Regions from separate parts of the Homo sapiens genome. Here region 2 is linked to region 1. A link is a contact called in ENCODE POLR2A ChIA-PET data. All regions are on one chromosome and are shown on one strand. Each heading gives the region's core, a stretch centred on a gene start or an enhancer-like site at or near the end of the contact. The rest is flanking DNA. Distances are from core to core; before and after follow the strand shown. Region 1 overlaps LOC105374910 (a long non-coding RNA gene). Region 2 holds the start of EEF1E1 (eukaryotic translation elongation factor 1 epsilon 1).

The links. ChIA-PET counts read pairs that join two places held with the same protein, here RNA polymerase II (POLR2A).
Region 2: POLR2A ChIA-PET joins it to region 1 with 16 read pairs in BJ. The contact joins the promoter of EEF1E1 here to the enhancer-like site in region 1. POLR2A ChIA-PET finds 5 or more read pairs at or near these places in 4 of 52 experiments (BJ, Panc1 and WTC11).

Annotation. Positions count from the first base shown.
Region 1 is chr6:8,178,248-8,183,680 of GRCh38, forward strand. All of the region lies in intron 2 of LOC105374910 (a long non-coding RNA gene), which reads left to right. Among named protein-coding and RNA genes, the nearest start is that of EEF1E1-BLOC1S5, 78 kb to the left of the region's middle. RefSeq lists an enhancer at 1,621-2,166. Within about 2 kb of position 2,177, at least 2 of the 41 ENCODE cell types and tissues checked have a DNase peak (open chromatin) inside an H3K27ac peak, as active enhancers do.
Region 2 is chr6:8,101,131-8,106,133 of GRCh38, forward strand. EEF1E1 (eukaryotic translation elongation factor 1 epsilon 1) reads right to left here and starts at 1,418. Exons shown (of 4, transcript NM_004280.5): 1 at 1,305-1,418. The coding sequence starts at 1,391. EEF1E1-BLOC1S5 (EEF1E1-BLOC1S5 readthrough (NMD candidate)) reads right to left here and starts at 1,465. Exons shown (of 7, transcript NR_037618.1): 1 at 1,305-1,465. RefSeq lists silencers at 817-1,002, 1,211-1,330, 1,471-1,670.

The sequences.
Region 1 (5,433 bases), core at 927-3,426:
GTTGTCTTGAAGGCAGAAAAGGGTACATGTATGAATAAATGGTTGAGGCTGAGTTCATTATACTGGTGGCGCTTTTTTCAGAACATTGTCCCTTTCTTATAGCATCCTATTTGATTTTAACAGTAACCCTGCCTGCTGGGTAAGTAGGGCAGGCATTACTTCCCTTCCTTTACAGATGAGAAAATAAACTCAGTACAGTTAAATAATTGCATAAAGTGATACAGCTAGTAAATGACAGGTAGAGAACACAGGTCCTTTGGCTCCTAATGTCTTGCTTTTTCTAGTATTAGTACTCCCTGACAGAGCACTACCTAAATTTGCGTGATCCTAACCACCACTTGAAGATCTTGTTCAAAATGTGTGGATTCCTAAATCCTTTCCCTGACTATTCTAATGCAGTGAGGTTAGGGTGGAACTCAAGAGTCTGTAATTGAAAGACTGACCTCAGCAAATTAGCAGAGACTATTGTATTTGAAAATTATCATTGGAATTCCTTTTATTTCTTTTTGAGACAGGATCTCACTGGGTCACCCAGGCTGGAGTGCAGTGGTGCAACCTCGGCTCACTGCAGCCTCAACCTCCCTGGCTCAAGTGATCTTCCCATCTCAGCCTCCTGAGTAGCTGGGACCACAGGTGTGCACCACCACACCAGGCTAATTTTTAAAAAATTTTTTGTAGAGACAAGGTCTCACTATGTTGCCCAGGCTGGTCTTCAACTCCTGAGCTCAAGTGATCCACCTGCCTCGGCCTCCCAAAATGCTGGGATTACAGATATGGGCCACCATGCCTGGATTCATTAGAATTCTTCATTAAAGTTCTGGGGATCCCAGCCACTTTGGGAAGCAGCACAAATAAATTTAAGTGGAAATATTTGCTACATCTTTTGCAAAAATTGTTGTTATTTATAGTTAGCTTCTCAAAATTAAGTTGCCAGGTGGAAACATAAAAGTGAGTAAATTATTGTCCATTTGTTTGGACAATAATTGTTTTGGACTTGTTTGACACCAAAGCATGTCTACTTTTGGTGTCAGTGGGGACTAGTTGAAGAAGAGGTCTCTCTCTTTTAGGTTTTGGTCAATTTAATCCATTTATCTAATGAATGTTTACTGAAAATCTATAATATACCAGGTACTGTGCTGAACACTGGAGTTAAAGAGTTGGATGAGACACAGTCCTTAGAGAGAGACTCATAGTTTACTAAGTAGACTAACACGCAAATCTATAGATTATAATACATGTGATTGACGGATTAATAGGGATGTGGATTCCATGTTCTGGGAGCACAGAAGAGGGAAGATTCTGCTCTACTGGGGTCAAGACAAACTCCACGAGACGAGGCAGGGTCTTGCCTTGAGTTTTCTTGGATGTTGATGAGCCTCCAGCCTTCACTCTGTATTGTATTGACAACTTCAGGACCACTCATCCCTTTCCTGCAGGGCCAACTCAGAAGACAAATATCATTCAAAACTGAAGTTAAATGGCTGGTGCCTCCCAGCCTGCTGGGTTTCCCACATCCATCGCTTCCTAGGGAATACCTGAAAATGAGGTCAGCACGAACCAGGTGGGCTCTGAGCTTGGGTCCAGCCAGCCCCTTTCGTAGTTTGGAGGAGAAAGGCGGTTATTATGCTAGAAGCCCACAGAGCCCACAGTGCACCTCTTCTGTGTTTCAAGAAGGCTGTTTTTGTATTTGCAGCCTGGTTTCAGGTGTGTGGATGTCAGAGAGATTGATGCCATCTTCAGTGACCTGTGATCACACATCCTTACAGCCCTCCATCTTTCTGCCTTGCTTAGCAAATTCCACGGACGATAACTCCAAATAGAGCCTTTGGAAAAGGGCACCAAGGACAAACCTGGCCTGTTTAGAATCTAACTTCGAGTCACTCTTCTCAGTTCTTTACTCCCCTCAATTAAATTGGTTATTTGTAGAGTTTCCCTGTCTTATTTAATACAGTTTTAATTTCTTTTCTCTCTATCATTACTCTTTCTACCCTCTCTTCCTCCTACTCCCCCTCTTTCAACCAAATTGCCTAAACCATTTTTCACCCTTTGCTTTGATGGCAACCAGTATAAATAAAACCAGAGCAGCAGCAAGTACCCCAGGAGAGGGGCGAGGGGTCACCGAAGCTGCCCTTGGAGGGCTTGGCTGGGCTTTCTGAAGTCAGATGGGCAGCTTGTTTCATGCCCCAAATTCCTTTCTGTTATCCTCCCTGCAGGCAATGTTTTTGTTTTTACTGTGGTTCAGCTCCCTGGAATGCAGAGCTCTTTTTAAAAGCTGACTGAGTGGAGAGGCTTGTGTCTGGGTAGCCTTTCTCTTGACCTGGAGAGAGAACTTGGGGGTGGGGAAGGAAGGGGTGGATAGAGTCCAGAGGAAGAAGTGGCTTTCTAAGACAGCAGCACTGAGTGTGTTTTATCTCTGAGATTGGTGACTCTGTTTCATCCATGAAGATGGGTTTGCTTGTTAATGTAACTTCCTGTTTTGGAGGTGTCACTCAAAAATATTAAAGCTTTTAGCATTTGAGCTCTGGAGGAAAAATGATTTTTGTGTGCCTGGGTGCCTGAAACAATCCAGGTCTACTGAATTCTGATTTTGAATGCCTGAATAAAGATGAGAAAATCAAAGCAGACAAAGAAATAAACATGTCTTGACTGCTTTTCCTGTGCCAGGACTTTTACCTACACGTCTAATTTAATTGTACAGTAGCAGCCCTCTGAGTTGCTGTTAGCGTTCTCATGTTACCGATGCCAAAGCTTGGGTCCAGGAAGCTTAGGAAGCGAGCACAGAGCTGGCGAGGGGCACAGGCGGGACTCTTCATCCGACTGTCCACTCGCCGAAGAGATAGCATTTGTGTCTTACCAACTTCAGGGAGGTGTACACATTTTGCTCTGTTACTAGCAAATGCTACATACTAGACTCTCACTACAACATTATTAGGTGTGCCTGAACAGAAATGGCACCTGCAAATAGAGCTTTATGTAGAAAACTGAAGGGCATGATAAAGGTTGGATGTGCTAAGCGCCTCTTAAAATCTTCCTGCTTCCCTCCCTCCCTTCCTTCCTTCTTCCCTGTCTCCCTCCCTCCCTCCTTTACTTTCCTCTCTTTTCTCTTTTTTCCTTCTTTCCTTTTCCTCCTTTCTTCCTTCCCTCATGTCTCCTTTCTCCCTCCCCCCTCTTTCCCTCCCTCCCCTCCCCTCTTTCCCTTCCCTTCCCTTCCCTTCTTTTCCCTTCCCTTCTCTTCCCTCCAGTTTCACTTGCTATAGAGATATGACGTACACACAGTTCAAAGACTGAGCATACATCATATCAAGGACACAGTTCCTGTCCTTGAGGAGTATCTGTCCATCTAGGGGGAGGCCATATAAGCAAATTGCTCTGATGTCCCATGGCAAGTTCTGTTGCAGAGGTTTACATTCAGTTCTGCAAACAGAGATGAGGGAGCAAGTAATTTTGCTTGGGGAAGTTAGGGGAAGATAAAGAGAGGAAGTGCCATTTCATCTGGGCCTTGAATATTGGGGAAACATTTACTGGGGGCTAGGGAAAAGGCATGTTATAGGAGATGAAAATGCACTTTAATTCAGGGGCACAAATAGGACCAGGATGGTTGGATTTCAAGTACAGTGTGAGGGCTGAGGCTGGGAAGGCAGCCCTCGGGTTAAGTCTTCTCCTCTGGAAGGGCTTGGGAAGATATTTTGGGAAGAAATAGAGTTTGACATGAGTCCTGGGGTCTGGGTAAAATTTTGAATTATCACAGGAGTCCAAATGTCCCTGGGGAGTGGGGCTGTAAAGTCTACACTTTCATTCTCTTCTCTGACCCATGGACATTTTGCACAGGGCAGTGTAACAAGTCACTCGCCTCACAGAGCCCTCTGGGAAAATCCCGCAGAAATTCGGAAGTCATCTCTTCCTACTTGCAGTGGATACCAGACTCTTTCTCAAAAAGCTGAGCCCATTCATGTAATAGAATTGCCCTTGAAGAAATACCGGAAGTTATTGGGAAAGAATTTTTATTTTTGTCGTGTGGAAATAAATGAAGAAAAATCAAATGAGAATAAGCAAAGGCTGTTTACTTACTCAGAACGTGCTATGAGCAAGTCAGCTGCCATCACTTGTCTTTTGGCAGAAACTCAGAGGCAGGCAGAGGAGTGGGGAAGCTTCATAGTGGGGGAAAGGGAAGGCTCGGAGAGTGTGCTGATTGGAGGCTGCTGGTGCGGGAAGCTGGAGGGGGCTCACTGGAAGTGAGGTGTCCCATGGGATTTGGTAGAGTGCAACTTGGCTTTCTCTGCTTGGTCCTCAGAAATAGGGACAGAAATTAGAAAAACTGTCAGTTTTTAATTAAGTCCTGGCCCTTTTGGAGCAAATGTTACAACGGTTTTTGTTTTGCTTCCTGGATGGTTACTAGAGATAGCGTCTGACTTCCTAAAAGTCTGTGTCATAGACATCAGGCTGGCTTCCTGGGCTGGCTCCTGCAGATGATGGGTTGGTTTCCTGGGCTGGTTGCATAGATTGTGGGTCACTTTTTAAAAAATGTATGTCTGCTTATTTGTATATTCACCCTCTGTCTATTTGTATTTTCAGTCTCTCAGTCCATATACCTATGTGAAATAAGAGATCATCTCTGGATTTCAGGTGGGCACTATGATTGGAGTGTGTCTGGTAATCACATAAGGAGCTGCACACAGAGCTGAAGAGTGCAGGCCAAGTTGTGTGGGTGTTCACAAGGGTGCCAGGCTGTTGGGGCCGGCGTGGGGCTGAACTCGAGCCTGCTGCTCATAGGGGCAGCATGCCTGGAGGAAGCAACTTTGTTAGGACAGCTCTGGAAATGTCCTACATGAATGGTTTGGCTTCTCTATTCCTTTTGACAGACAGTAGCTTGGACTCCATCCCAATAAAATGTTTGACCTCTCTCAGATGGAAAACAGAAGCTGGAAGCTTATCGTTGCTACTGGAAATAAAGACCAGAGAAGAAAAGACACTTTTTTTTGATGAGACCTTATAACAGATGTGCTGCTTAGGCAGAGCAACATATGACTTTAATAGAAAAGGAACTTTCCTCTTCTCCACCCACCCTCAGTTTTGGAAGGTTTGATTGAAAAGGGGAAACTCTCTTTTTTTTTTTTCCTTTAACTAGTATCAGGTGTCTTACTGAGGTGGTTGGGTAAAATAGTCAAAATATTTTTACAACAGCTGTAAACGGTTTTACAATACACTTACTGTTTATGAGGAAGGCTGACGTGTTGGGGAGTTTTCATGGTTGTGATGGGCGCAGAGCAAGCAACCAGCATTTCTTAGGGGGTTTTGCTAAAAGGCGTTAATCCTGGTCACAAAGCCAAGTATAAAATTTTAGTGGCTTCTGAAACTGTCGCCTTTTTTTATGTCCCCTGTCTGAAGCTCTCTGGGAACCAATTGAGTCTGACACAGCTAAACATGTTTGCTTCT
Region 2 (5,003 bases), core at 168-2,667, 78 kb before region 1:
CAGAAGAATCGCTTGAACCCGGGAGGCAGAGGTTGCAGTGATCCGAGATCATGCCATGGCACTACAGCCTGGGCGACACAGTGAGACTTTGTCTCAAAAAAAAAAAAAAAAAAATATATATATATATATATATATATATATATATATATATATGGCACTCTTCCAATTTAAACGGTTGCAATGTTTGTCCACTCGGCCATATATATTATATTTATACTACATATATATTATATAATATATACACTAAGCTAGGGAGTAGGGGCCGAAGGGACGGAATTATCACTGGGGCAGAGGAAACACCAAAAGAAGGCCACTTTGGCTCCAACGCCTACTCTGCCACCAATCACAGGGCTGATCTTAGGCTGAACACTTAACCTTTCTAGGCTTCAGGTTAACTTAAATAAAAACTATACTACTACTTTCTAGACAAGATCTTCACATGGACCAAATGAAGAAGAGAAAAAATTAAAGACAAAAACCAAACATCATTTGGAAAAAATCTCAAAGGAGCAAAAAAAACATATATCCAAAGTAGTCTTCCTACAACCAATTTCCTTCTCTAATACATTCCTTCTACGACAAACAACTATAAAACACAAACGTTCTAACAGTGCCTAACCAGGCAATCTCATACCTTGTGATGTTTCCCGCATTCACTGTGGGTCGTAACACTTAAACTGATAATCCAAGGCTTTAGAAACGCCTTCCCCGAATCCCCTAGATTGGGCCAAGACTCCTTAGGTGTTCTCTCTGCCATTTATGGTGCAACGTGGCACTCTTCCAATTTAAATGGTTGCAATGTTTGTCCACCTGGCCAAAAAGCAAGCTGCCTGAGAGGAGGAAGCATGTTCCCCTAAATCATCATTGTATTCCCCAGACCCAGCACGGTGCTACCTGGCACCCTGTTAGCTATAACGGAGTCGCTGCGCAATAACTGAATGAAAGGTGCGATTACGGGAAAAAAAAAAAAGCCAGTTACTGAATACATTCCAGGTTGGTCTAAGAGCCCTGTGAGGACCCTCCTCCAACTGGTTTTGTTTCCTCATAATGGGATGATGACAATTTCCCAGGAGGTGAAGTTCAGGCCAAGCCCAACCTGAGCTGGTTAACCCCTCCCTCCAGGAGGTAGGATGGCAGGGGCCGAGGCCCAGAGGCGCCAGCCGGCTAGCGGCGCAGACACGTGGGGAGCTGGGTAGCAGCATCCTCACTCCGCCCGTATCTGGTGGCCGGCCCGGGTCCTGCCAGGGCTCGGCAGGCCCCGCTCCCGTCCACCTCTTCCCCTCCGCGCCGCCTCTCCTTCTCACCTGTCGCTCGCCCTGAGCACTGTATTTATTCCCCTTACTCAGTCCCAGGGACTTCTCCAGTAGCGACAACTCTGCGGCCGCCGCCATCTTCCGGCCGTAGCTCCTGGCAGACGCGAGACCTGCAGAACAAGAACCTCCCGCATTGGTGGAAACAGAAGTCCCACTCCTGCAAACTTCAGCGGCGATTGGCTGAACGGAAGGGGCGTGGAGAGCGCGCGCCAAAGCACAGGAGGCGGGGCCGGTGGAAGGGGCGGGGCTGAGGGCGGGGTGTGAGACAGGTGGAGAAGTGATGGTAAATTTCCACTCGAACTGTTGGGGAGCTAGTTACTGGTAGAAAGGCCCCAAGGCCGGGCTTCGGTGGCTGCAGTAGACTGGATCTGGATCTCTAAATGGCAATCTATTGACATGGCTGCCAGCGGTAACTCGTTAACTCATTTGCTAGTCTAAGAGAATTTATATATGATGGGAACTGAAATTTGCCTTAGTTTGGTTCAGGAATCTGTAAATTTGAACAATCAAATTGAATAGCAAAAAGTTCACAGTCCATTAGGAGTTTCTAACGTGTAGCATAATTCATGAGGATTTTAATTGTGTTGTAGTGGTGAATTCGAAAAACTGGTTTTTCTACTGTTGATCTACAGCTCAACACTAGCAGTAGAATTATACATTTAAAGATTATTCACAGAACACGGAGTATGTCAGATAGGGGTCAAATAATTACAGCTCAAGGAAATAAGCCATTAATGGCATTAATGATCTTTTTTTGCAGTACCAGAAGGCTGGTTACATAATTTATGAAGTTTTGGTATATAAATAAACAAGGTGCATAACTTTGCCCCACTAACTTGCTACATTCTTGTATCTTCAAAAAAGAAAGAAAGGAAGAAAGAAAGAAAATTAGTAGTATATGTTGAATATTTCCAAAAGATTTGTGAAAATACAAAATATTTTCCACTTTGAAGAATGAATAAACAAAGTGTGTATTAGTCTGAGAGAAATAGAACAATCCTACAAGGTAACTCATCATTGAATCAGAAATATCAAAGTTTAGTGGGGAATGTTGTTACTGTGTTACACCTTCCCTATCCCAGAATACTTAATGAGTTTACTCTGTCAGCAGAAGTAAACATAAGGAAAAGAAACTTTTGCCAAATCAACATAACAAAATACAAAAGAAATTTCAGTATAAGTGGATTGTTAGGCACTAAATTATCTGTTTTACTTTCCATATTCAGATAATGGAATGACTATTCTACTACTTTTTAAAAGACCAACCCTCTAAGATAATTCACATATCCATTTTCAGGGTTTAGGTACACTTTTTGCTTGTAATAAAACATTTTTTAAAAAAATTAACATTTATCCAATGCCAATGGGTGGTATATTGAAAATAAGGTTTGGCCTTTGCATAATTATAGAAATATCAAATTAAAAAAGAAATCCCTAAAAAACTGAAAGCAGAACAAAGCATATTGTACATCAAATTGATGACATCATCACCCAGTGTGGACCTCTTTTAAGTGACTTTATAGCACAGTCATTTAATTGTATACTCTTAGTAAGATATGCTTTAAGGACAAAATTCATGAAAACCTGTTTTTGGTTCTTTTTGTTTGTTGGTTTGGTTAGCATCTTGGCAGTGTCAGCATTGGTATGGTGCTGTATATGTACTGTGGAATAAAGCAAAGATGCAATCATGTGGTGTTGCTGGAAAGTTGGGTGTTTGGTGTTGCCCAAAAGAGGAGTTGTAAGGTAGATGAGGTTAAATCAAAACTTTCTGGTCCTGAATTTGAATTGTAATATCAATATGAACTTATGACGCTTTTATCTTAAGGAAAATGAAAAGTATTTCCTACCTAGCTCTGTTTACTTAAAAGGCCTAGAAACAAGGACAACTCAGTAGCAATGAGCACCCCAGCACCCAGATTCTGGTTTCAAATACTATTTCCCACAAAAAGAAATGGGGGCTCTTTGGAGACCGGCTGAATCCAAACCTTGCGGGGAGATCAGTCTGGACCATCTAGTTATAGTAGAAAGAAAAGAAAGTATCTAAGAGTAATGAGGGGAGTCAAAGGGTAGGATCAGATCACTTGAGGGTCAATAATAGTCATTACAAGCTGAGAGTCGATAAGAATAATTGCAATGAATTGAAACATGTTGAATATGTTTAAGTCTATGAGTTCATAATGATACTAAAAAAAAAACAAGAACAAAATCAAAATAACCCTCATTCGTTACCTTTGGAGGATACTAGAGATCCAATTCATTATTTTGAAAAAGGATAAAGAAAACACATGAAGAAACCAATATATTTTTTCATGATTATCCTATGTAAACTGTATCTCAGGGAAACTAAACTCTAATGAGGAAAAATGTCTTTATAGAATTCTAACTAATAAAAACAGAACAATAGAATATTATTGTTTTGCAGCTACGGATATAATAATGAATCTAGGTGACAATTATCAATAGCTATTCACATCATAAAAACAGAGACAAACAGACATAAATTGCTTCTGAGAGAGGTGTACATCATCACCCAGTCTTGCCAATCGAATCTGAATTTGACCAAGCCTTTTGATCTAACAGCCAATTTACAAGAAATAATAGCAGGAAAGAGGATCATGTTAAATGATGTCATGGAGATGCAATGAGCAAATTCTAGATCATGAAAACTATAGGACAAATGATCCAGTTGTTTCAACAAGTAAATTGCAAAGCAAAAAGAAGAGGCAGAGAGAAGTGAACCTGTAAGTTGAAAGCATTATAAGGGAACTGTCAACCAATTGCAATATATAAATCTTTTTTTCAAGTCTGGTTCCAACTAATAAACTGTTAATTTTTTTAAGTGGATTGTCACATCATGATTGTGGCAAATGTCTACTACATTCCATTTTATATACTATGGGTATTAAATTCCATGCCCAAATTCACATAACTAATAGATCTGTGCATGAATCATCTGGGGATTTAAAAAAAAATCCATGCCATACTGGAGATTCTGATTCACTTTATCCGGGGTGGGACTGGGTGCTATTATTATTATTTTTTTAATCCTCAGCTGAGTCTAATATGTGGCCAGGGTTGAAACCCCCTATGGCAGATGCAGAATTTCAACTCTGCTTCCTGGCTTTTAAATCCACACTGTTCTGATTTTCTAATGTCTCCTTTCTCTGTTGTTACGGTGAGCAGGTGCAAGCTTTACTTCACTTAACATTAGACATAAGAAAGAGGAGAAAGCTTATATTTTATTAGAAATAATCAATAAATGTATTTTTAGATGATCTACATATTTGATCTGAAATATCTATATCAACACAGCCTTACTCATAATAAAAGTAACTTGATGAATTGATTTTGTCAAATAGAACACTTCTCTAATCTGCTATTATCATAGTCAAGTTTTAAATCCACAGTACCTTAGGATATAAATTAAATGTCAAATGAAATTAATTTGGCAAGTGGAACATAAACTGGATGGCTTTTCTTTTTGGAGCATGCCTGACAGCTTTCTGTATGTCATATGGGCATCTGTTAAAATGAGCTGCATATGCCAGAAACTGTTACTGTATCAGATTGCTCTTAGCAGTGCCATCATCTGCAAATTTTCAGTTTTAGAAGAGTTTAACTTTCTATTTCAGAATATGATAGGGTTTTAAACTTAGGTGTGAATGATATTAAATATGTGGTAAATGAAGT